Regions from separate parts of the Homo sapiens genome. Here region 1 is linked to region 2. Evidence: chromatin loops called from intact Hi-C (ENCODE). Cell type or tissue: IMR-90. All regions are shown on one strand. Links, peaks and the distances in the headings refer to the core of each region. The heading gives the core; the rest is flanking DNA.

Region 1 (10,927 bases), core at 1,827-9,826, 150 kb after region 2:
GTGAACAAGCTAAACTGAAAGCAGATCTTCAGCCCCAATCAAGCCTTCAGATGACAGTAACCTCAGCCAATATACTGACTATAACCTCATAAAAGACCCTGAACCAGAACCCTCTAAGCCACTCTCAAACTCTACCCCACATAAACTGTGAAATAATATATGTTTATTGTTATTTTGGGCCACTAAGTTTAGGGGTAATTTGTTATGCAGCAATTATATAACCAATATTCCAACTAAAGCTGAAATGCCTCCTGCATTTCCTCCCTCAGTGGCCTACACTACAATCCAAGTTCAGGAAAAAACGAGAACCTTATTTAAGGTAGTGGCAAGAAATGAATGGATTAACTGGACATTTAAAAAGTATTTGATAGAACTTGGTGATAGGAGGTGGGGCAGTTAGGGACTAGCAGGAATTTAGGATGAGAGGCTCATTCAGTTGGGCTTATGTTTTACTGAGGTCAATTCCAAAAGGAAGGAAAGAAAAATCCAGCCAAATAACCTTTAATGGACTAAGTCTTCTTTCATAAGTCAGTTTGCACAACTTCTTCACAGGAATCAGATTTTAAATATCATAACTGAAGAGAAAAAAAACAGCAAGAGGAGTTTACCTTTATGGTGGAATGACACTAATCTTTCATGCTTTCAAATTTCTTGAAATTTCCTTCGTATGCATTATCTTATTTGCTGTTCACAGTAAAACTGTGTATTGGCTAAGCCAGTTTTTATGAAAATATAAGCAGTGAGAAAAAGTAAGATAGTATGTCAGTTAGTAGATTTTTTTATGGACATTGTGACAGAGGACACAACTTAAACTGGCTTTTTTTTTTTTTTTTTTTTTTTTGAGACAGAGTTTTGCTCTTGTTGCCCAGGCTGGAGTGCAATGGCACGATCTCGGCTCACTGCAACCTCCGCCCCCTGGGTTCAAGTGATTCTCCTGCCTCAGCCTCCCGAGTAGCTGGAAACACAGGTGCCTGCCACCGCGTCCGGCTAATTTTTTGTATTTTTAGTAGAGATGGAGTTTCACCATGTTGGCCAGGCTAGTCTCAAACTCCTGACCTCAGGTGATCCACCTGCCTCAGCCTCCCAAACTGCTGGGATTACAGGTGTGAGCCACCGCACCTGGCAAAAGGGTTTTGTTTCTAAAGGTACAAGAACAGGTACAGCTTCGGGTCAGTGTGATTCAGCCCTCAACAAAGCCACCAGGATCCATTTCTTGGCTCTGCTTCATTGCTTCTCATAGGCTGGCTCATTCTCAGACTGTACGTGATATGGTTCAGTGGCTTTAGGCTCCAAGCATGACAACACCCAACACTCAGATTGATGGAGCTAGAGCAAGTCTCTTCAGGCAGCGTCTAGGAAAGTTCTGAAATTCACTCTGATTGGCTGCCCATCTCTGAATCAACCACGTAACCCAAGGAAATAGGAACTGCTGATGGGTCAGGGTCGGTTCACATGCTTCATACCTGGAGCTGAGAAGACATCAACTCCATCCTGGAGCTCATGGGCTGTGACTAGAGCAGACGGAGTTCTCAGAGGAAAGTCAGAGTACAGTTATCAAAGCAAGCAGTTACAGATGCTAGATGACCAAAATCCAATAACTGCCCAGTAAAAATATTATACTAAAATCTAGGAACATGTGGCTGATGGACAGTCATTACCAGGAAAAAAAAGTTGTTAGGTCTAAATGTAAAAATTGAGGCAAAGAAAGTGCCCGAGCTAGAATTAGAACCCTGACTACCTGAATATTAGATCGGTTAGTGCCACTTCTACCCTACCGCTGCTGAGGGGGGAGGTGAACAGTCTCTCAGGTTGCAGACAGTGGATGGTTTCCCTCCCTCTATCTTCTCATTTCATGGTGGAGCTGAATCATCCTATGTTCTACATGCTGACAGTGGAAGGTTATGACCATACCCATATCCTGTTGTCTCTGAGTCTCCTGTGGTGCAGAGATCCCTGAGACTTGTAGAACAGAACCTGAGTGGAAAGTGGGAGGGGGATTGGGGGTGGTTCCCACGAATCAAGCAGCAACCTGGAGACAAGGAACACCTGCAACCTCAGCAGTGGATCAGAACGGCTGACTGAGCAATGGACATACTGTGCATCTTTCATTAGTGCTGAGACCAACTTCTAGCTTGGAGTCCCATGAAAGGGAAACTTAGCCCTAACACCACAACAAGGAGCACAGTGTCAAGTGGGGACATTGCAGCAGAGTTGCCGCAAAGACTCTGAAGTGCTATGGGAAGGGATATTTCCTAGGAGGGGTTAAAGGGATTCTCCTTAAGAAGGGGGCTGGGGGAATCTGAGTAAGAGGTGGGGGAAAGCAGCCAAAGCATGATACTTAGTCATAGCATCACAAGAATTTGACTCAGAGTTCCTACAAGGTTGTCCTAAAATGCCCTGGTTCAGGTGGGTCAGCTTTGAAAGCACCCAAATTACCCCGTTTTCTGTACTATGTTTAAAGGCAATTTGAAAGAAAGACCCCTAATTTGGAAACATGTGCTAAGGCTAAATCACTTTTTCAACTGAAAATTCTTTTTTATGTATTGTTACACTCCATTTTCTGTCTTGTGTTTTTTGTTGTTGTTGTTATTTGTTTCTTTTTTCTTTTTCTTTCTTTTTTTTTTTTTTTTGAGACAGAGTCTCGCTCTGTCCCCAGGCTAGAGTGTAGTGGCGCGATCTAGGCTCACTGCCACCTCTGCCTCCCAGGTTCAAGCAATTCTCTTGCCTCAGCCTCCTGAGTAGCTGGGATTATAGGCGCCCACCACCACACCCAGCGACTTTTTGTATTTTTAGTAGAGATGGGGTTTCGTCATGTTGGCCAGGCTGCTCTTGAACTCCTGACCTCAGGTGATCTGCCTCCCTCGGCCTCCCAAAGTGCTGGGATTACAGGCGTGAGCCACCGCACCCCAGCCCATTTCCTGAATTTCAGGGGGAGTGAATTAATTCTAATATAGAGAGTGGGTAAAAGGACCAATTTTTTCATTACTATTTGACTTCATATCATCTTGCTTTGCAATGCCCTGGTTTTTACATCTATAAATCAGAAATGATAAGCAACCTGCTTTATAGGAATGCAATGAAGATAAGGAGATACAATATAAAAATATACATTGAGTCAGAAAGACAGATAACACTATTTAAACCAGTGTATTCTTATAATCCTCATTATTACTAAGAATGATGTTAACAGTTATGATAAAAAGTCAACATGCAGAAAGAAGAGAATAAAGTAATTTCTAGTTTGGGCCAAGATGTACTCTGTAGACATGAATTTTTAAAAGATGAGTGGTTAACACTTAGCATTTGATTCTGTGCTTGTTATAAGTGAGCAACTGAGAATTTCTATCTTTTGGAGAGAGAGAGAGAGAGAGAGAGAGAGTGTGTGTGTGTGTGTGTGTGTGTGTGTGTGTGTGTGTGTTATACAGGGAACAAGCATTATTTTGCATTTGAGGTCAAAACTGGAGAAATCAGGGAGACGTCAAGTTTTGTTCATTAACTTTCATACCTTTCTAACAACAGCCCCCAGATTAAACCAATCTTCTACTGTCAAATTTGGGGACATTTTCTTTAGTGGATGGTCATAAATCTTGAGGGGAATATTGCTCACTTCTTTTAAGAATTAATGGTGATTCCTAGGTGGGAGTATGGAGTCATGTATCATACCCTGAAGCATTATGTTTTTCCCAGCAGAGATGCTCAATAGAAGTCTGGAAGCTTTTGCGGCTGCCAGCAATTTCATGGTTACTGTCCGAAGCAGAAAGGGCACATCATCAAATTCTTCCTTCTAATGCAATTTTGCCTTCCTGGAATTTGTACTATTTTTCTTACATGGATAGGGAATTTTTTTTGAGAGTGCACAGTCATGTTAAAGTAAATACCCTGGAGAAATACTTTCAATTAAAATTCAGAAGTTTTAAAATCCAGGCTAGAAAGGATTTCCCTGACCTACAAAACCTAATAAGATATTTTTTCTTTCCATTTTCTCCCTCCTCATTCCCCTAAGTGTGTGGAGCTGTCCTGCTTTCTTACCTGGTGGCCCCATTTAGCTTTGCCTTCTAGACATTTAAGTCAGAAAATGGCTTTAAAGAATGTTTTGAGAAAACTTGACATACTGATCTACTCTCAACTCAATGATTTTCTTTTTTTTGAGTGGAAAAGAGAAAGAAACCACAGAAGCAAAGCAATAATAAAATCTTTTAGTCAAGTAAGAAAAATTTGACCAGGAGATACAGAGATAGTATTTGTGGTGATTGAGGCAGTTAATACCAGAAAAGTTTAGAAAGCAGAGATTTTGAGGCCCGAAGGGAGGGGAGTCAAACAGGCAGCAAGTCGACGTGGAGCAAGATAGTCTTATGTTGGAGAGTGGCCCTCTCCTCTGTGGGGCCTGGGCCTGGCATTTCATCTCTCGGTTGGGCTATGAATGCCTAGGTTGCAGAATTTCTTAGTGAGTTTTGCACATTATATATGCAACACACCTATGCAATATGAGTACAGTGCCTCAAACCTAGGTACTCAGTTATTTAGAGTTACCATTGTAAAATATTAAATGCCTGGGTATGAAAGAATGAAAATCTCTTCCTCTCTCAATGTGTTCTCGGGATTATGGCTTTAAAAAATAGCTGTTCAACTAAAACTAATTAAAACTTCCAGGTTAGAACCTAGAAGCAGACATACAACGACTAAAATGAGTGCAAGAGGATAATGGTGTCCATTAGAGATTATTCTTACTCAGAGGCAGGGCTAGGACTAGGGAGAGGCAAGAGAAGCATCCAGGGTGAACACTTAAGAGGCACCCAGCTTCAGGGCCTGCAGGCACTAAGCCTGAGCTTGCACAACACTGAGAGTGCGACTCCATGCCCTACCCTAGGCCCTGTCCTGTTCAAAGGACATCCTACCTGGCTCATTGGCAGGATATCTTGCCCCGTCCCCAATGGTTTCTTTCACACTCGCAATACCTGGAGACAAAACAGCCACCATTGTCAGACTTCTTTGACTTTCCAAACAAACTCCAGAAAGATCATTACAGGACCCAGCATGAGAAGGGAAACCGAGGTGCATTGAAAGCAATAAAATTTAACCGCAGAGATGATTTCATGTTCAATCATCAAAATACACAGAGGGACTTGCTAAAATGTCCACCGTTGAGGGTAACAACCCATGACCTTATTCTTTCTCACACCAGCCTTAGTATATATAAATGCTAAGAATAGCAAACAGGATCTTTTTTATTGGCTTTTCAAGAACAACATTGGGGCCTGGAAGACACCAGTCACCTTCAAAAACAAGCAACAATAGGAAGCTTGAAGCTGTTGGTGCACAGCTTTCAACATACACACTTTTTAAAAAATAATTTCAACTTAAAAATTTTAGATTTAGGAGGTACATGTGTGGGTTTGTTACATGGGTATATTGCATGATGCTGAGGTTTGCGGTACGATTGATCCCATCACCCAGGTACTGAGCATAGTTGCCAATTGGTGGTTGTTTTTAACCCTTGTTCCACTCCCTTCCTCTCCATTCGAGTAGTCCCTACTGACTATTGTTGCCCTCTTTAGTCTATGAGCAGCCAATGTTTAGCTCCCCCTTATAAGTGAGAACATGTGGTATTTGGTTTTCTGTTCCTGCATTAACTTGCTTAGGATAGTGGCCTCCAGCAGCATCTATGTTGTTGTAAAAGACATGATTGCATTCTTTTTATGGCTGTATAGTATTTCACAGTGAACATATTTTTCTTAGACATTGTTTTCAAAACATTTCATTGCTTGATTTGCTCAACCCCATTCTCCATCTAAATCATTTGTAAACATAGCCTGATAATTACTTTGGATTAATTGGTATTATTTGATAAAATCATACAAAGCTAGATTTTTGAGAATGGTAATATGTTAGGAATGTGTTTGGCTATGAGTAACAGAAAACCCAACTACATGACTTTTAGCATAGGGGTTTATTTTTCTTATGTAACAAGATATCCAGACTCAGGCAGTTTCTGGTATAGGTTCAGTTCCTTAGTTCTCTGGGTCATTCTCTCATAATAATGACATGGCTGGGTAGCTCCAACTACTGAGGCAGTATATAAGGCAGAGAGAAGGAGGGGCAGTGGAAGGAAGGCACACCATGGTTGTCCCCTTTTACAAAGAAAGCAAAAGCTTCCCCAGCAACCCATACCAGCCCCCCTCATTATGGGTTGAGTGTTGTCCTCTCCAAAGCCAGATATGTTTTTCCCAACCTCCAGTACCTCTGAATCAGCATAGTTTTTGTTCTTTGTGAATCTGAACTTACTTGGAGATAGGTCTTTACAGAGGTAATCAAATTAAAAGGGTGACGGTCATTGGGGTGGACCCTAACCCAATATAAAAAAGGGAAATGTGGACACAGAGACATGCATACTAGGAGAGAACCATGTGAATGAGAAGCATGCATCTACAAGCCAGGGAGAGAGGCCTGGAGTAGATCCTTCCCTCAGAGCCAAGCTTACAAACATCTTGATTTCAGACTTCTAGCCTCCAGAACTATGGGACAATACATTGCCTTTCCAGAAGCCACCCAGGTTTTGGTACTTTGCAATGGCAGCCCCAGAAAACTAATGCATACCAGAAGACTTGTTTTCATACATTATTAGCCAGAACTGTGCCCCTGGCTTCCCTGACTACAAGGGAGGCCAGGCAAGTATATATTTAACTGAACATATTTCAATCAGAGCATTAGGATTCTGGTAGCAAAGAAAAAAAGTGGGGGAAGGGCGTAAATAATCAAGAGCATTTTCCACCAGGGAGAAAACGCTTGCACTTAATGAGTGGCCACAGGATGGGTAGCTCTCCCTCCAACACTAATCAGATTTGAAGTAACAGCATGTTGGGGATAAAGTTAGGCAGTAGAAAGAGTGCAAGGGGTTTGGGGACTAGCACTCACTTTGCCGCAACTTCCTACGTGGTTTCACACAAGTTGCTTTAACCTCCAAGCCTCAGCTTTTTTAATCTGATAAATGGGATTAATAATCTATGCTCTTAGCATTTTAATAGAGCTTTTTTTTTTTTTTTTTTTTTTTTTTCCAGACGGAGTCTCACTCTGTCACCAGGCTGGAGTGCAGTGGCACGATCTCGGCTCACTGCAACCTCCACCTCCTGGATTCAAGCAGTTCTCCTGCCTCAGCCTCCCGAGTAGCTGAGACTACAGGCACGCATCACCATACCCAGCTAATTTTTGTATTTTTAGTAGAGACGGGGTTTCATCATGTTAGCCACGACAGTCTCGATCTCTTGACCTCGTAATCCACCTGCCTTGGCCTCTCAAAGTGCTGGGATTACAGATGTGAGCCACCGTGCCCGGCCAATTTTTATTATTTTTGGTTTTTTTTTTTTTTTTTTTTTTTTTTTTTGAGATGGAGTCTCACTCTGTTGCCCAGGCTGGAGTGCAGTGGCACAGTCTTGGCTCACTGCAACCTCCGCCTCCCAGGTTCAAGTGATTCTCCTGCCTCAGCCTCATGAGTAGCTGGGACTATATGTGCCTGCCACCACGCCCAGCTAATTTTTGTATTTTTAGTAGAGATGGGGTTTCACCATATTGGCCAGGCTGGTCTCAAACTCCTGACGTTGTGATCCTCCCACCTTGGCTTCCAAAAGTGCTGGGATTACAGGAGGGCAGTTTTTAAAAGGGTTTATCATTCTAGTGTTGTCTATCTACACTGCCCTCTGAGATCTGATGGGGTAAAGCAAAGGATACCAACTAAGCTTGCAGGCTTTGGAGTCACCTCACCTGTTCCTATCACTTAGATGTTGTGTGGTCCAGGATCAGTTACTTAACATCTCTGTGCCACAGTTTTCTTATATGTGTATAATAGGTATATGATTAGTAGCTAAATGAGACAGTTGTGAGCATGAAATAATATATGTAAAGCATTCAGAACAGTGCCTGGCACATAGCAAACTTTATATATGTTAGCTGTTATTATCAGGCCTATCCAATTTATAAGTGATATGGAATCGAGAAGGATAGCAAATGTTTTAGACCATAAAATCAAGAATCTAAAAAAGATTTTGACAGAAAGGAAATGAGCCAAATATAAAAAGATGAAGTTTAATAAGTACACATAAAGGTCCTGTCTTGGGGTAAAATAGCAAGAATGAGGGAGGCCTATAGGTTTTTAGTTTATTATAAATTTAATATAAGTTAACCATGAGATGCACTTACAAAACAAAATTAGATTTAGGTTGCCTTGATAGAAACACAGTATTGGAAACAAAGGAAAATAGAACCCAACTCTGTCTCTGCACTGGTTGGACCACACTTGAAATAATAGATTTCCTTCTAGTATTCCTCACAGCAGCCCCTGAAAATTGATAATTGCCTTCACGTTCTTTAAGGGCTGGTATATGAAAAAGAAAAGAGATGTATTTTGGGGATGCTACAGAAGACAGAACATCCCCAATATGAATAAAGTAGAGGTCTGCTGGACTACAGCTCAGTCTTAGATGACTATGAGCCACCTGGAAATGGAATGGCCTCCTTCAGGTGGGTTGCATGGGGGCCCCTGCTCACCTAAATGCTTAAGCCATAGCTGGTGGGATAATTCGTGGTGAAGGATGTTGCCAAGCAGACCAACAAGTAGGCATCCCTACTGCTTTGAGGAAGGGGTAGGTACTCCCACAGAAGTCACATGTTGGTTGCCCATTGGCCAAATTTGGTCTGCTATTGTGTAGTTTTTGTTCTATGTGAAATATTTTTTTTTTCTTGTATATCTGGATTCCTTGTCAAAATTTAAAAATCAGGAGATTTCACACAAAAAAAATTCTTTTTCTTTTTTTTTGCTTTCTTTGAAAGATAAGATGATCTAGCAGCACATGGTGGATCTGTATTGTCACAGATGGCTGGAGTTGAGCAGTAGCCATCACCTTTAAATGGAATGTGCGTCCTCCAATTATCCAACATCCTCACCTGGCCCACCTTACTCATTGAGGTTACCTGTCTGGTCCATAAGCATTTGAGTTTGTGATTCACATGCCGGTCTCTAGGGGCTTCCCTTACCCTGAGGGTCTAGACATTTCCTTAGTTTTGTCCTGCAAACATTAGGAGAAATTAGTTAAATCTGTGGAAGTGTGGGTAAAATTCAGATACATGTAGAGACTGGGGATGTGTTACAGAATAACTGCAAGTTTTAGAAAACACTGACATAGCAAATGTTTAAAGCTAAGTCTACATTAAGGAGCAAAAAACATTAAAAAATTTTATTTGAATTTTGGTTGCAATCTACATGTTCTAAATATATATGGTTCTTGCTGATATCTCCCTAATCTTTGAACCCGTTCCATTCTTCATAAGTCATCATGGATCCTTGCATTGTATTTATTGATGGATGGATGGACAAATGGATAGAAATCATGCAGGAAGGATGGAGAACATAGAGAAAAATGTAACCAAATGAGTACTATTGTTTCTTTCTGTGACATATGATCATGTAATAAGTGTGTATTAAGTATTCTGTGTCAAGCATGGTGCCAGGTTTTAGGGGATGCAAAAAAGGAGTAAAAAACACAGACATGTTCTGAGGACCTTGTTACTTTTGCCCTTATTGTTAGTTTCAGCTTAAAAGTTAGGACTCTAAAATTTGAAATCCAGGCTCATTGGGTTCAAATCCAGGCTGTACTCCTTCTGTGCTCTGTAATTTTGAGCAATTTACTTAACCGCTTAATAAAATAAGGATGATGCCAATAATATCTATTTCCTGATGTTGTTTGGAGGATTAAATGAGAGAATCATGTAAGAGCATTTAGTACAGCACTCAGCACTTAGTGAGCATTCAATAAATTATTCTAAACTAGCTTCCTTCAATACCTGCAGAAGGAACATCAAAATGAGAAAAGAAGGTTCATTTGTGTGGACACACAGACACACACACACACACACACACACCCTCACTCAAAACTGGTCTTACTTTCACACTTCTTTTCCCTTTCCTCCTTCTCCCCTTTATCTGCTGCCTCCTCCACCTCTTTTCTCTATGACTTCAAAGTTAATTTTTTTAACAATTTATCATCAACTTTTTAAACATATAGCAATGTTGAAAATTTTTTCCAGTAAATAACCATAAATAGGTGAGATTCTGTGCTCTAGGGGCATTGATTCACACTAAGCAAAGTTACAAGGAGCTAGAATAACAATGTATATCTACTATATTTCTTTCTCCCTTATCCTCTGGTATTTGACTTCTGTCTTTTATTTAATACTTTTTTTTTGTATTGTAGTTCCTGTATTTTATTGTATTTGTTCATACTTCCTCTCTGGAATAAAAGAAATAAGAAACAAGTATGTAAATAAATAAAAATAGATACTATGTGTTTACAAAGGGAAATCTCATATAAGTCAGTTCATTCAAAAGAGGAAATCACAGATCAGAAGGTTGCTATGGTAAAGACAAATCAAAAAGGGGAAATTCTAGGTTGTCAAATACTTAGTAAAGCTACTAAAGTAGATCTGTTTCCATTCTAAATTATCTTTAAAGGTCACTTAGGACAACAGTTACCCCAGGGCAGTGTGGAAGAAAGTTATATTTAACCAGTCCTTACTCTTTAGCTTTCCTTTGGCTAATGCTGTTACTAGTTCACAAAAAGGCCTGTTATTATATCACCTTTTGAAATGTTACAATATTCAAGATTATAGTTTCCCTTAAAATGTGATAAATGTAACAGTAACTGTTTCTTAATAGATTGAGAAGTGCCTTAAATTCTGAAAAATATATTACTCTAAATCCCTCTGTAAAGTGGGTTCTTTGAGAACATCTCATATTCTTTGGGTAGATTTTGGTAATTTTAATTATGAAAATTTTTCTACGTGCGTTAGAACTTCTATATTCTTTCAAGCACATTTGATATCATTTGAGCTAATATCATCTGCTCCTGTTTAGGCCAAGCTGACAGAATCCAGCACGAAC
Region 2 (10,927 bases), core at 1,244-9,243:
AACTAGGTGAGTGTTTTCTCATATTACAGATGAGAAAGCTGTCACAGAGGTGTTGGAAATGGGCTGAGTTTATATGGACTGAACTTACCCAGAGTAGGCTGTAGAATTGCCAGGGTGTTCAGCTGTCTCAATGACAGAATCAGATTAAATGTGTGGCTGATCTTATTGATTGGGCAGAAATCAACTAAGAGAGCTTAAAACAAAACAAAATTAAACTATGACTAGAAAATAAACAGTCAATTTTGTGGCTTTAAATAGAAAAGACCAGAATGTCAATAGCTGAATTGAGATTAGGACCAACAGTTTCTGAGTTTCCAGAAAGCATTACCAAAGTCTAGGCACCATGAGAGACTCAGTCCCAAATTGAGAGAATTTGCCAGGGGTTTGACATGAACCCTGCCTTGTTTGAGCCCAGTTCTCCAAGCCCAGAGCAGGGGTTCTCCAGGATGGAATCCTCTTAGAGACTCCTCAGTGACTGTACCCATCTCCTTTCCATTCTACCCCTCTCTGTATGACCAAGAGAGAATTGTTTTCCCTTTTAGGCATAGCTAACATGGGCAAATGAAACAAATTAGTTTTCATTACTGCAGATAATAAATAAATCTTGTGGTGAAATAAATAATATAATATGTAATAATGGACTGAAAAAATACAGCTCAAAACAGACAAAGCTGGGTAAAAACAGAAACCATCAAAAGTAGAGAAAGCCAGAGAACTATCCAGTCAAGCAATAAAGCAACAACATCTGAGAGGCCTCATGTACTGTCCTGAAGTGACTTTTAGCTACTCACGCTGTGTTAACTGTTGATGAAATGTCATTGAGCTTAAAATAAAATAAGTTTGTAGTCCTAGATAACACTCTGCAAGAGCAAATAATATTAGGCCACTATACACCGATATAAATAAATAACTCATAGCAATGTACCAATATGTCAAGATTTTTCACAGGAGGGAGTATGAAAACTAGCTGGATGGTGTCAGGCTCGTTTAAAAGCTCATTTGCTCCCCTTAGTCACTGTCCTTTCACCTTTACATGGCATCTCTCCTGGTCTCTTGTCGACGTGGTTGTCAAAGCACCAGCTCAATAGTGCTGGTCTGTCAGCAGAGATGTGTTAAATGTAAAGATGGCAGAGTTCCCCACAGAAAGCTACATGCAGACTCTGGAGCCAGCTGAAGTCATGGGGCGTCAGGTGACAATGAGACTATGTCATCAAATGACATGTATCCCTGAGGTGCCCAATGAACTTTACACAGAGTTTTTTTTTTTTTTCCTATTGTATTATTCTGACATCTTGCTAAAAAAAAAGAAAAGAAAGAGGACAGACATTTCTATTCCACAGAAAGGAAAGCTTGGACTCAAAGAAGTTGCCTGAATTGCTCTAGATGACTTTATTTTTTGGGATTTCCTGGTTTCCATAAACAGCCACCCATCTGCCTACCCTCCTTCTCCCACTCACTTCTGACCACAACTGCACCCTGCTGTGTGTTAGGAGGAGCGGATTTGATGTCTCGGAGGCGAGGGGTGTGTCTGAGGTGAATGGGCATGTCTATACCTCCCTACTTTGTTAAATGATTGCAACAGAGATCACCCACGTACTCCCAGCCTGGTTCAGTGCAACACATGTCTAGTTCATTAGATGCAGCCTGTTCAGGCCTCTTCTACCTGCTGAGACTTCACACCCATAAAATCCAGTTAAACCTCTGAGTCACAGGAGGCTGCCCTATCAGAAGACTACACACTTTCCAGCTTCCCAGCTTGGGAGTCACAAGACCTGAGTTCAGATTTCAGCTCTGCCACTTACTGAGGCAAATACTTGTATCCATCTTAATGTCAGGTGGTCATGTTGAGTAACCTCTGATTTCTTATCTAAAGGGGTTTTTTTTTTAGGATAATTGAATGGAAAAACTATCTTAAATTGCTTAGTACAGGAGTCATCAATGTATAGTCTGCCTGCTGCCTGTTATGGAAATAAAGTTTTATTGGAACACAGCTGTGCCCATTCAGCTAAGGCTAGCATTTATGTTTATTGTTGACAGCTGCTTTTTTGCTACAATGTCAGAGATGAGTGGTTTTCCCACATAGTGGGTCTGCACTATGTATGAGTTGCTTACTCCTTTTCTTCTTTCTGTTTGTCCTTACTCTTAACTGTATGCTCCTAATTAGTTGCTCTCTAATTATCCAACCCCTCCCCAGAAACAGACTGACTATACTTTCTTTTAACAGTAATTTGCTGGAGAGTTTCAATTTCACTTTGGGCACTGCTACGTCTTAGTGACAATAAGTAATTCATCTGGGGTGGATGGGGGTGATAGGGTGGGGGTGGGGGTGGGAGGAGGTGAATAGGAAGCATTGTAGCTTCGTACTTTGTGAGTGGACTCAGTGAGGGACAACCACAGACACAGACCCTAGTTCAGTGTCATATCTCTATGTTTCATCAAACAACTACAGGATTTTGTTTGTTTATTGTTAGCAGGAGTACATGGTGTAAGGGCAGGTCGAAACATTTTTTCCCCTAATTTCAGTATGGTTAAAAAAAGTATATTCTCCAATGTATTGTGAGATTGATGTAGTGAAAAGATGCCTGGTAAGAGAAGTCAGAAAATCTAGGTTCAAGTCTGGGTTTATCTTAGTTTTATTATGTTGGTCAAGCCACTTCTGAGTGTCAGTTTCTTCAGAACTAAGACTGAGGGTAATAATACGACTTGATTCCTAGCATGATTCTGAAGCATAAAAGATAATGCAAGTGGAAAACTTTGTGAACTATGAGGCCATCTATAAAATGTGACACATATGTATATAACAGGGTCTGTTTCAGGGGATTTCATTATTTTCTTTTTCTTTATATTTTTATATTTACATCAAACACAGTTTCAGTTTTTACAATAGGTTCTGATATCTGACGAGGCTGATCCCTAAGAACATTTGCATTTTGCTAGTTTTCCTGTTTATAGTTTTGAATGTTTTTAATAAGATAAGCACTAAGCTTAGCAATTCGTCAGTGTTCATTCTAATGACCTTCAAGAAACGTCCCGTTGGATCTTTAGACAGAATTATTTCAGTAAGTTTGAGGAGCCTTGGCATCTTTATGTTGAATTTTTCCATCTAATAAAAATATAACTCTTCCTCTTAATTATTAAAAATATATCCCCCAATCAAGGTTTTAAAACTTTTAATACATTTCTTATTGAGTTTATAAATATTTTATATTTGTCGCTATTTGAATAGCTTTTCTTTTGCTTTATATTATCTATCTGTTTACTGCCAGTATATAGAAATACTGTTGCTTTTTAGGTATTTATCTTATTCCAAGCCACTTTATGACTCTTTTTTAAAATAAAGAAAGCTTTTAGTTAATTCTTTTGACTTTTTCAGATTTATACTTGTGTGATTTTCATGTACTTTAGTACCTTAGTTCACAAAAATTTATTCCTTTTGTGTTTATAACCTACTGCATTAACCAGAGAATCTAAAGTGATAATGATGCTAGCTGATAGTCCCAGCTACTCGGGAGGCTGAGGCACGAGAATCGCTTGAGCCTGGAAGACAGAGGTTGCAGTGAGCCGAGATTGTGCCACTGCACTCCAGCCAGGGCGACACAGCGAGACTCTGTCTCAAAAAAACCCCAAAAAACAAACAAACAAAAACCAGAAACAGTGATAATCATACTAAAGGACATTCTTTGTGTTTGTTTCTGATTTTCAATGTTTGCCAATTAATTATAATCTTTATTTACTTTAAGCCAAGAGCATCTTTATCACATTGAAGGAGCATCCTTCTATTCCTATTGAAATGTTTACTCTGTAATTAGGAAAAGGTGTTGATTTTATCAGATGTGGTATCTATGAAATTATCACATTGGCTAATTATTGTTGTATCAGTGAATACTCAGTGGATTATTTTCTCCTTGGAAATCAATCTCTGTGGTCAGCTGACTGGCTCTGCTAACAGTGACAGATGTGTAAACGGTGCCTTTACGAGTTCAAACATTTCAGGACCAAACTTTTTGCACAAGAAGGTGGTCCAATGCCAGAAGCAAGGGTTGCAGGAGTAGGAATCCCCCCGAGTTTCTCTCCTTGGACACATTTTCCAAAGTTGGCCGCTTTGAACAATCCTTTAAGGTAAGGACAATGGACATGGCAGTTGTTAACACTATGAAGAAAAGACAGTAGAGGAAGGAGCATGGAATATGGGAACAAAAATCAGCTGGCTGCTCAAGAAATGTGAAATTAGAAAGTAGAGAAAGGTGGTGTCTTTGTATATGCTCCTCCCCTCCCCTCAGCCAGGCCTAACAACACCCCAGCCGCACCCCTCCAACCAAGACTCCGCCTTGGACCCTGCTCATGCCTTTGGGCTTAAGACTGGGAGTGGAATTTCAATGCCATGGAACTCGCATTTTAAAATGCCACGCTCAAAAATATCGCCTGAAATGTAGGCAAATGAACTGCTAACATCAGTGTCTATACCGGGCTCTTGCTGGCACTCTGGCCGCGTGTATGACCTTTCAACACGATATTTTAAAAAATGAGCAGCGCTTTCCTCTTCCCCTGGCAGCTCAGAATAGCCCTGTTTCCTTTCCTATAAACAAGTCATATCTCTGGGAATTTCTAAAGCTGAATATTGTCTGCTAAGAAGACATGACTCACGCCATTTCCTGGCAGTTCTCACAAATTCAAGAACACCTCTTGAGGAAAGAATCCCAGACAAGAGTGGCCACAGAGAGCCTCGGATGCCTTCATTTCAAACACAGGAAGCTGAGAGACAAAGGAAAACACTAGGAATCGTCCCTGGCCTCGGCATTCCCCTCTTCTGGACTGAGTTCCTATTGTGGCTGTCAGAGCAGCCAGGGGACGCCCACTGGGAAACTCGTCTGGGCCGGTCTTCAGGCCTTTAGTCACTCACCCACCCCCTCCGTTTGGAAACTCACCTAGCTCAGCTTCCTCCTAATTCTCGGGGTAGAGGTTCTCTGAGGCGGGATTCCCCAAGGAAATTACCAGGAGTTCACGCACACTGGAGCCGTGGGGCTTCCTAGCTGCTTTTAGCAAAAACTCTGTGGCCAAAAAAAATCTCCTTTCTGCATTCTTTTCCCGGCACGTCCTCTCCTCCTCCACCCACTGGCCCTGTCTCTCTAAGTCCCCTCTTCAGTGCCACGTCATTTTCCTCGTATTTGCTAAATAGTCTAGAAACAAAAGAAAAAGTGTTTTACTTGGCTTCTCCCAGCTCAGCCATATAAAAACCTCTGTGTGTATGTGTGTCCCTCTGTGTGTTTATGTGATGCGTATGTCTCTATGTGCTTGGGTGTCGAGCATATGGGAACAATAATGCAAGGGGGTTGCTTGAAGAGATTGGATGAGAAAAGTTGGAAAAATTCTGGGTAATCAGGATGTTGCTGCAGTTATACCTACTTCTTGCTTTCAGTTGTACCTACTTTTTGCGTTCTCATTAATGAAACGTCAAAGGATTGATTTGCATAGGGCTCTGCAAATGCACTGCGGTGGGAAGGTTTAATTCCTGTTGATCCATAGCATGCCCTGATATTGGTCTCATTAGAACCAGAACCCTGGAAGCTGGAAGTATCCATAAGGGCATGATCCAGAGACAATAGTGACTAACATGTATAAAGCATGATGTATGTGTCAGGCATGATGGTATGTACTTCATATGCATTTTCTCATGTGTCACTAGTAAGGAAGCAGGACTGGAGAAGTTAAGTCAATTGTACAAGATTTTTAAAAAGTCATGGCAAAGCTGGAATTTAGACCCGTATCTATTTGGAAACCACAATCTGGTTCTTAGTCACTGTGCCATAGAGCTATCCTAAGAGAGTAAGATGGGATAGGAAGGGAAGGAAAGAAAGACAAGGAAGAAGCAGAGGACAAGTATGTGATTACTACACTGATATAATTGAATGATGTCATTTCTCCCTCAACTCTCTAGGATGACCAACTTATCCAGGTTTGCCTGAGATCTTGGTTTTAGTACTGAAACGTTCACAACCAAGGAACTCCCTCAGTCTTGGGAAAACCTGGACAGTTGGTCATTCCATTGCTTACCATCTGGAAAATCTGCTACAGATCGTGTGGATTGTTAGAAGATAAAGCCCATCCATTTATGACCTGAAGAACCTGGGTTATTGGGGGATACAGTTGAAATCCATGTCATGGATAGCTGTGCGTTATATATATGTTGTTTGTATGCCTCTCACAGAGTTCTTGAAATTTGGAGTCCATAAAAGACATGTAATAGTTGTTGACTTGATTTATAAAGAGCAAGATAGATTATGAGTAAACATCTGTGGGATGAGCACAACTGCAAGTAATAGGGCTTTAGGTAAAACCTAATCCATGAACAGTAAAGATTTTTTTCAATGTAAAGTTGTTTTCTACATGTATGTGCAATTTCTTTCAACAACACTGTATGATACATTTTGACTAGATTTTTTTTTTATGTTAGAGTCTAGGAATATTCACTTTCTATCAATGCTGTGCTCCTGAATGGTTCTATGAAAAAAAAGTGGATTTTTATAAATCATATTTTCTGTGTATTAGGGATGTGAATTCTTTTCCAGAGCCAATATGGCCCCTCACCTGTTTGGTTTTGCAAATGTCAGTTTTAGATATACAGTTAAGATGCTAGCTGCAAGTGGAAAATACCTATGCCAAACACTTGAGGAGCAATAAAGAGTACTACTTTATTGGTGGATCTGGTTCGGCCCTGATAATAGGTTTAATCTTCAACAAAACAACTTCTTATTTTCTCTGGAAATAGAACTGACTTTCTCTCTTCGTATGTCTGTCTCTTTCTCCCTAATCTAAAAACTCCCCTACACAAGCATCTACTTCCTCTTAAGCTTATAAAGTTTCTCAATGCCTCATCTTTCTGATGTGATGTGTTTGGGTTTTGTTTTCTTTTAGAGTTTTCGAAGAACTCCAGGAAGTGGCTGCAGAGCAAAGTAGGATCCTGATACTGGTAAGGAGGCTTCTGCAGTAATGGTCTGGGGGTGACCAAAGTAGTATTGATTACAAGCAAACCTTGAAATATGATCAACCTACAGCTCAGTTCAGCTCAGCTCTCTCCAGTTCCTCCATGGGAGCTTTGTTCTTCCATTTGAAGGGAGTAATTAAGACTGCAGACACCCTCCACAGTAGAAAAAATTTGGTTTCCAGTCACATCAATTTTTGGGACAACCTGTTCCCTCCTCCCAGTTTGTCAAAGGCAAAGGGGAAATCTTGGGATATTTGTGTGTAATAGACACTGCTTGAGACTGAGCAGTCACTCGTCTCTCTCAAGGGTCCTTCCTTGCCTCCCTTTCCCCAAACATTCATATATTTGCTTTAACGACCCCTTCAATTTAAGTCCGGCTGACCCAAGCTGCGGAAGGTTATCTTTCTTTTTTACCTCTCCTTCAGGAGAGAAACAAGGCTGACAAATTTATGGATTTTGGTTATTTCTTTAATAAATTACTCCCTGGGATGTGATTCCAGGAAAAAGATGCTTTAGAGGATAAATGTCTTAGAGAAAGTGGTGACTAGGCAGAATTATGCACTGTGGTGAAAGATACTCCACACTCCACGTTAGGCACTTCTAGGAGACTAGACATTGTCAGAGAAATACCCACAGAAGTGTACATGTGTTGGTAAAATGTCTTCCATGGACATTATAGTCATACATCACCTAATGATGAGAATACGTTCTGAGAAATGCATCATTAGGCGATTTCATCGTTGTGCGAACATTAGAATGCATTTACACAAACCTACGTGATACAGCCTTCAACACACCTAGGCTGTGTCATCTAGCCAATTGCTCCTGGGCTGGTTACAAACCTGTGCAGTATGTTACTGTACTGAACATTGTAGGCAATTGTAACACAATAGTAAGTATTTGTGTATCTAAACACAGAGAAGGTACAGTAAAACATGGTGTTATAATCACATGTGGTCTATCATTGACCTAAACAGCATTATGCAGTGCATGACTATACTTTAGGATAAAGAGAGAAACACTTTTTTTTTCTCTACCATTCCTGCTTGTTTAGTGTTTCAAACAGAACAAATAGTGCTGAAACAACCTGGAGAACTTGTCAGTCATTTTTGAGTATCTAAAATATTTTTTAGGAGAACAGTTCCCGCCACTTCTTTTTATGACATTCTTTTTTTTCTGTTGAGGGAACAGGAAGCAATGCCTTTGAGTATTTCATAGGGTGTGGAAGGAGAAAGGAGTCTTTCTGTTGTGCTACAATTCCTCATTTTTCGAGATAAGGAAACTGAGTCCAAGAAAAGTAAAGGAAGTCACCATAGATCCTACAGTGCGTTTGCACGCATGACCCAGGCCAAAGCTCAGTTTCCCTTTTTGGCGCTCTATAATTACATGGGAATTACCTTCAGATGATGTGTTTCAAGCCCTGGAACCACATGGATCAGCCCCTCCCTCTCCCTGTGCTATAGCTCATTGCTCACCTGTGCTTTGTTCTGTGCTGGCCCCGATATAGTTGGTTTGCCAAGCTGCCCCTGCGCTACTCAGAGAGCATTAGTCACGAGCTCCTGTCTCAAGGGCACTGATTCATTTCTAGACGTGATTGCATCAGTGTGCATGTGTGTCCTTTGTGAGAGATATGAGTCCATGTTGCATGTGTGGGAGTTTGCCAGAATTACAACCTTCTGCCCCTTCCTTGCCATGGCTAAAGAATAAAGCAAAGAAGAAAGAGACATCCACTTGGGGCTTTTTACAGACTAGAGGTCCTGTTTTCTTAAAGGTTATAAATGCTGCTGTAGGAAATGTTAAGAATTAAAATCATGATTACATTAGGCATCTGCTTTGCTTTCCGGTGATCCTAACTAGCATTTGGAGTCAGTGAATAAAGTGAAGGCGGCATTTTAACTGTCTCCTTGCAAAAGTGGCTGGGCAAGGATACTCAGGCTTGTTGGGAAAGTGCATAGAGATCTCAAGATAAAAGGTTTTACTTGAGGGAAAGGTTATTGTTATTATTTTGAACTTTCAGAGTGGTTTCCTTTTTGCATATTTATGATATTAATATAATCTTAATAGAAGGCTTAATGTGCAAGTTGCTAAGCACATTGCCCAATGGAAAAAAATAAATTATACAACTACTGCAATGATAAGGCAGTTTTCTACTACATTTAATTATCTCTTTCTCAAATGGAGAGACTGCAGAAATCTTAAAAGCATACTGGAAAAGTTTCAATAATAAAATAGTCTAATTTTAAGATTTAAGTTTCAGGTAAATACCAAGTGATACAGGCCTTTACAAAATATAAAATAAAATAAAGTGAGATGAAAAATTTTCATGATTGTTTGATATCTCTTACTACTGGAGAAACTGGATGTTGAAATGGACAAGACTGAAAACAAACAGATATATTCTTCAAAACAGTGTGTGAAAGAAGCAAAGGATTTGGAGCTCTTTAATGAAATAAATCTGAATTTGGCCTAAACCTATTTTAGCACTAGGCTTTGATGTAGTTTTGCACTGTACATAACTTAAACGGAAAAGTGTGGGCACCATTCTTCTTAAATAGTTGAAACTGTGGCTTTGGCCCTGTAGATCATGTTTTATCAATTCATAAGAAACAGAGATGAGACCCACTGTGTTATTGGATTGAGGTATATTGTATAAGCAGTTTCCTGCTATGTAGGTCAGTTTCTTAACAATCATGTGAATTGATTCAGCTACGTATTTACAATCTCCAGCTTTTGCAAGGTCCTCATGGCAGCCCATATCCTATGCTTCTTTATTCCAAGAGAATGTTAAAAATTTTCACCATTCTCACTCTGAACAACCTTACATTTGGCTCATGATATTACTTTCTAATTCACAGAAAGAAGTATAGCTTGTCAGGGAGGAACTCCCTCAATTTCTCCCTTCCCACCCCAGAAACACTGACAGCCATACCCCTCCTTTCTTCCTTCTTTCCCTTCAAAATCCTCCTGTGTCCAGATCTGGCCCCTCCACCTGTGCTTTGGGCTACATCACTCCCACTCCCATCTCTTCAGGAGGTTTGCTCTTTGTATTCAGTGTTTTCAATCACTCTTTCTCTATTGCTTTCTTGTTCTCAGCACATAAACATACTTAATTCTCTCCCATCTTAAACATATTTATATGCATTTTCCTTAACCTAGGGTATCCTAGCTACTATCAAGTCTCCTCTCCACGTACACACAGCATAGTTTATACTTATTACTTCTACTCCCTTATCTTTCATTTATTACTCAATTTAGTCCCATCTTACTTCCACCCCTACCACTCCCCAGGAAATGCTCTCACCAAGGCCATCCAGCATCTCGTAAACTCTAAGTTCAACAGCCTTTTGTTAGGCTTCAGATGGCTTGACTTTAAGGTAAATACTTCAGTCATCTTTGACTCCTCCCTTTCTCTCACTTCCCACATCTGGTCCCACAGCAAATTGTGTCAGCTTTACTTTGAAAATCTGTCTGGAGTTTAACTACTTCTCACCATCCCACTGCCACCTGGTCCAAGTTACTATCATTCTTGCCTGAATTACTGCAATGGTTTCTTAACTTGTCTCACTGCTTCTGCCCTCACCCTCCTCCACCCTGTTATCAACCCACAACCAAAGTTGAGGGCTTAAATTAGATAATGCTATTTCCTCTCCTAACACCCTCCAATAACTTCCCATCTCAGAGTAAAAGCTAAAGTTCTGACTATAACGCACAGGGTTCTACATGATCCTCCCCTTCTGCCTGTTTTCATCTTCTGTTATTCCTCTACTTCCCCAGAGCCAGGACTAGCTCAAGGCCAGAGAGATGCCTAGGGTGCGAGATGAAAGAATTAAGAAGGTGCTTACTCTCAGGGGTCGGCTGCACTATCAACAACTTCTTAAAATCGCGCTTCTTGACGTTCTCCTTTGCTTGCTTCTGTTGCCCGGTTTTCCTTCAGCAACTTTGACT

Evidence for each region. Peaks named below come from ENCODE experiments on the same cell type or tissue, not always from the same donor. Only the 100,000 strongest peaks of a DNase experiment are listed, where the experiment ranks them.
Region 1: a loop joins it to region 2, with 2.5 times the contacts of the local background. A loop is called at or near these places in 4 of 110 quality-filtered maps.

Annotation. Positions count from the first base shown.
Region 1 is chr2:207,175,944-207,186,870 of GRCh38, reverse strand. It overlaps MYOSLID-AS1 (MYOSLID antisense RNA 1), which reads left to right. Exons shown (of 4, transcript NR_110283.1): 4 at 1-181. Among named protein-coding and RNA genes, the nearest start is that of MIR7845, 15 kb to the right of the region's middle. In IMR-90, for the core only: no CTCF peak of the experiment used is centred there; DNase peaks (open chromatin) are centred at 2,320 and 5,970; H3K27ac peaks cover 735 bases.
Region 2 is chr2:207,328,681-207,339,607 of GRCh38, reverse strand. LOC105373851 (a long non-coding RNA gene) reads right to left here and starts at 5,248. Exons shown (of 4, transcript XR_923809.3): 1 at 4,926-5,248. RefSeq lists enhancers at 4,626-5,035, 5,296-5,345, 8,523-8,702. In IMR-90, for the core only: no CTCF peak of the experiment used is centred there; DNase peaks (open chromatin) are centred at 1,767, 4,707 and 8,577; H3K4me3 peaks cover 1,265 bases; H3K27ac peaks cover 2,870 bases.